Regions from separate parts of the Homo sapiens genome. Here region 2 is linked to region 1. The links are chromatin loops, found by intact Hi-C in ENCODE. Cell type or tissue: upper lobe of right lung. All regions are shown on one strand.

Region 1 (2,500 bases):
CTTGAACTCCTGGGCTCAAGTGATCCTCCTGACTCAGCCTCCCAAGTAGCTGAGAATACAGGTGCATGCCACCACATCCAGCTAATTTCAAGATTTTTTTTTTTTGTAGGGCTGCGCACTGTGGCTCATACCTGTAATTCCAGCACTTTGGGAGGCCGAGGCAAGCAGATGACTTGAGCCCAGGAGTTTGAGACCAGCCTAGGCAACATGATGAAACTGCATCTCTGCAAAAGATAAAAAAATTAGCTGGGCATTGTGGCACGCACCTGTAGTCCCGGCTACTCAGGAGGCTGAGTTGGGAAGATCGCCTGGTGACAGAGCTAGATCCTGTCTCCAGAAATAATATATTTTTAGTAAAGGTGGGGTCTTGCTGTGTCGCCCAGTCTGGTCTTGAACTCCTGTCCTCAAGTAATCCTCCCAATTGTGAGCCACCATGCTTGGCCCGATTCCCTCCAATTCTGAAGGGCATGTGCTTACCCCTGGTGCTTGCCTAGGCCTTCTCAGTATAGCAGACATTGTAGATGATCTCTCTGTGCTTCCTTTAAATATCCTGTGAATATGGGTTATAGGGGATTGAAATAACCCAAATAAACCCAGAATTAACTCTGGGGGCACAGGATAGAGAAAGGCAAATACAGAGTATATTTTTGTACCGTTGAGATGGGGCTCAATTGTCAGCACATGTAAAGTTCTTGCATCTGCACAGAGCACACAACTGTCTGCTCAGCTTCCGGTTTCCAGGCTCCATCCTGAGCCCCCTGCCTCATAGGACCCCTTCAGTGGCATCAGAGCCAAGTGAGGAAGCTTTTCTCCCTGCGTGTACACTGTTGATACAAATTGTCTCTAATTTGCTGTTCTCTTCACGTTTGCTCTCGGTAGATGAGATTCTTTTTCAAAGGCAGTTTTGAAAATGAGGTCGCACCCAGGTGTGGTGGCTCACGTCTGTAATCCCACACTTTAGGAGGCCAAGACGGGGGCATCATTTGAGGCCAGGAGTTCAAGACCAGCCTGGCCATCATGGTGAAACCCTGTCTCTACTAAAAATACAAAAAGTAGCCGGGTCTGGTGGCGGGCGCCTGTAATCTCAGCTACTTGGGAGGCTGAGGCAGGAGAATCGCTTGAACCCGGGAGGCAGAGGTTGCGGTGAGTGAAGATCACGCCACTACACTCCAGCCTGAGCGACAGAGTGAGACTCTGTCTCAAAAAGAAAAACAACAACAAAAAAAGAAACTGAGGTTGCACCTCTATGTGTCAGCACCCCACGTGAGCAGTTGCTTCTAGTTTTCTCTTCTTGGTGTTGTGAATGCAGAATCAAGAGCATTTCCCCTAACCGTGACACCAGTCAACCTACCTGTCTCATTGATGGACCTTTTAGGAGGAAGAGATGACTTATTATTATTATTTTTTTGGATAAATAATGCTCATTGGAAGACAGTGTGGTCTGGTTCGGATGTGTAAATTCCTAAGAATTAGTGTAATGTTGGGTGGGGTGGAACATGTAATTTTGTAATGTGTGTGAGACTCCTCTGTGGTCTCTGGGTGAAGTGACAATCCTCTTCATCCTCGACCTGGGGCTGCCTTGTCCAGCGTCGGAAATGGCTCTCCCTGAAGACGGCCTCCTTCTCACCGGTGCCTACTGCCAGGCGGGCTGCTTTCTGCTGTCTGTGCTATAGGCTATGTCACCTCAGAAGGTTGAGAGTTTACCAGGGTCTCTGAGGGGCCAGAAATAAAAATACTCCCTTGTCACAGGCCCTGGAATAGGAAGCCATTCATACCAGCATCCTGTGATCCCAAGAAAGCGCAGCTCCCTGACCCATCCTGCCGATTTTTTTTTTTTTTTTTTTTTTTTTTGAGACAGAGTCTCGCTCTGTCACCCAGGCTGGAGTGCAGTGGTGCAATCTCGGCTCACTGCAACCTCCGCCTTCCCAGGTTCAAGCGATTCTCCTGCCTCATCCTCCTGAATAGCTGGGATTACAGGTGCGTGCCACCACACCCAGCTAATTTTTGTATTTTTAGTGGAGACAGGGTGTTTGTTGGTCAGGCTGGTCTCGAACTCCTGACCTTGTGATCTGCCCGCCTCGGCCTCCCAAAGTGCTGAGATTACAGCCGTGAGCCACCGTGCGCAGCCCCATCCTGCTGATTTGTTCCTTCCAGACTGTTCGTTCCTTCTTCTTCCAGTCAGTAGGTGTCTTGGGTGGGGGCACATTTCCGTTGTCTTGCTCTGGCAAACCTTTCATTTGTCTGCTCATTCATTCATTTATTCAACAAACTTTTTAAAGTACCTACTAAGTGCTAAAAGAATACAGAATTGAATGTACCATGGCCACTGCCTGTAAGGCACTCATGGTCCAGCGAGCCCTCCCCTCAGAGTCTCCCTCTCACTAGTGGAACTTCTCTAGCAGAAGCTCTTACTCCACTGCTGTATGCCCTTTGTATTCTCTGTTTTCTGTCTCACATCGTTGCTTTTCTGGCCCTTCATGGATACACTACCTTTCTACTC
Region 2 (2,500 bases), 110 kb after region 1:
AGGAAAGTGCAGGAGCCCTTGGGAAGAACGGGTGGGCCCCAATGGGGACTGGAGGCAGGGACGTAGCTGAGGAAGGTGTCAGAGCCTCCAGAATTTTGAACTAGAGCATTTGCCAGGTGATTACCAAAGGCTGGGTCCGTTGTTTTCTTCTGTTTTGTTCTTTGCGGAATGCTGAATTAAAGGATAAACTTTACTTCCCTCAACAGACATTTGTGGCAGCCAGGTTCCAAGCACAGCAGTAGGTATTAGGGATTCAGGAAAAGACAGCCACAGGTGTCTTGGTATAGCCTGGAGAGACTGCATGTGGAAGGGAAATAGCCACTGTCTGGGGTGAATTGTGCTTCTCTCCCCCTACCCCCAACCGCCGCTCCATTCATATGTTGATGTCCTAACTCCCAGTTCCTCAGAATGTGCCCTTACTTCCAATGTGCCCATATTTCCAATAAGGTCCTTGCAGGATGTCATTAGTTAAGATGAGGTCACACTGGAGTGGGGTGCACCCTCGACTCAACATGACGTTGTCCTTAGAAAAGGTGGGAATTTGAAGCCAGCTGTACACATGGGGGAATGCTGTGTAAAGATGAAGGCAGGGCAATGCTCTTGCAAGCCAGAGAACACCAGCAAACACCAGCAGCTGCGAGGGAGGCCAGGAACAGATTCTCCCCCACAGCCTGCTGAAGGAACCAGCCCTGTGACCCCTTGATCTTGGACTTCTGCCCTCCAGGACTGTGAGAGGAGGAATTTCTGTTGCTTAAACCCCCCAGTCTGTGGCACTTGGTTATGGCAGCCCCAGCAAACGAATAGACACTGATAAACCCTGGGCAGCATGGAGAGCGTGCCCTGGGAACTGGCAAGCAAGGCAGAGGGGGGAAGCTGCCTTCTGGTTTGAGCGGATGTGGGAGCTAGGGGCAGCTGAAAGCTGCTCTGTGCAGAGCCCGCTGGAGATACCCTCCAGCATCTGGAAACAGAATCAGCTGGCAGTGGGGAAGTGGCAAACCCAACCTTTCCACAAACTCTCCTAGGAAAAGAGCATGAGAAGAAAAGAGGAGAGGGCTAGAACTCTAGGAATGCTCTGATGGTGGGGCCGAGCATGGACAGAGAGCTAGCCGACTGTCCGGCAAGAAGAGTGGGAGGAGCCGAACCCAGGCCAGGAGGGTGTTTTGTAGCTAAAGGTGGAAAGGATTTTTAAGAGTATTGTCAAAAGTAACAGGAAGTTTGTGTAACCCAGAAAGAGGCTTCTCATGTGAGTGCATGTGGGAGGTCGTGCGGTGGAGAGGGGAGAGAGGCTGGAGTGACATCAAGGGCAGTGACCGCTCGTCTTAGTCTGTTTGTGCTGCTGTCACAAACTGGGTAATTTACAAACAATAGATCTCTCGCTATGCTGGAGGCTGGGAAGTCCAAGATCAAGGCTGTGGTAGGTTCATTGTCTGGTGAGGGCTGCTTGCAAAATGGGGCCTTGAACGCTGTACCCTCCAGAGGAGAGGAGCACTGTGTCTTCACATGGCAGAAGGCAGAAAAGGGGGGTGGCTCCCTCCTTTAAGCCCCTTTATATGGTCATCTAATCCCGTTCATGAGGAAGGAGCCCTCCTGGCCTAATCACCTTTTAAAGGCCCTACCTCTTAACACTATCACCTTGGCAACACCTGAATTTTGGAGGGACACATGCAAACCATAGCACCTGGGGAACTGGGGGACCCAGGTGACCCCTGGCAGGAAGAGGTTGTGGTGGTGACATGGGGGAGTGGAAGCTGCGCTGTCGGTGCCAGCTCTTGGGATTTGTGAGTGCAGGAAAGAATAATGGGAGCCAAAAGGAGGACTTGGACACCAGTTTATGTGTGGCGATGGCTAAGATAAGAAATCATCAGTCCTGGGAAGGGGGAGGTAAGTGGAGACAAGGGGTAGTGGAGGGAGGAAAGATTCCAGAGGAAAAGAAGGGTAATAGAGATGTTACTTTGGCAAGTAAGAAGATGCACGCGCAGGCAGAAATAATGGAGCCAGCGAACGGAGGTGGAAGGAAGGGCATGTCCTTCGTTTAGAAAAGAGGAGGTGACGGTGCCTGCCGAAAGATGGAGCGGGAGGTTTGGGACTTGATGAGTGGAGAGATTGGGGCCAGTGTTCCTGGGTTCTCATTTGGGAGCAGTTTTATTCCCCAGTGGACACACAGCAATAACTGGAAACATTTTTGGTTGTCACAGCTGATGAGGTGGGTGTCACTGGTGTCTAGTGGGAGGCCAGGAAGACTGCTGAGCATCTTACCATCCACAGTGTAGCATCCCAGGACAAGAATTATCCAATCCAGAATGTCAGTAATGCTGAGGTTAAGAAATCCGGCCGTAGGTCAATCGCAGTTCGCAAACACGTTCAAGGAATGAAGTCCCAACTGAATGGCAGGCTTTGGGGAATGTGATGAAACTTCAGTATATTTAAAACAACACAATAAGGGCCACAGGAAGAGAGCATGAGTGGCCGGCCACAGATTTGCATTGCCAAAGACAGGACC

What was found. Peaks named below come from ENCODE experiments on the same cell type or tissue, not always from the same donor. Only the 100,000 strongest peaks of a DNase experiment are listed, where the experiment ranks them.
Region 2: a loop joins it to region 1, with 2.4 times the contacts of the local background. A loop is called at or near these places in 45 of 110 quality-filtered maps.

The regions. Positions count from the first base shown.
Region 1 is chr14:89,403,856-89,406,355 of GRCh38, reverse strand. The region is part of intron 2 of FOXN3 (forkhead box N3); the gene reads left to right. Among named protein-coding and RNA genes, the nearest start is that of FOXN3, 12 kb to the left of the region's middle. In upper lobe of right lung, no CTCF peak of the experiment used is centred here; no DNase peak of the experiment used is centred here.
Region 2 is chr14:89,291,613-89,294,112 of GRCh38, reverse strand. The region is part of intron 3 of FOXN3 (forkhead box N3); the gene reads left to right. It also overlaps the pseudogene CAP2P1. Among named protein-coding and RNA genes, the nearest start is that of FOXN3-AS3, 57 kb to the left of the region's middle. RefSeq lists an enhancer at 1-268. In upper lobe of right lung, no CTCF peak of the experiment used is centred here; a DNase peak (open chromatin) is centred at 1,222.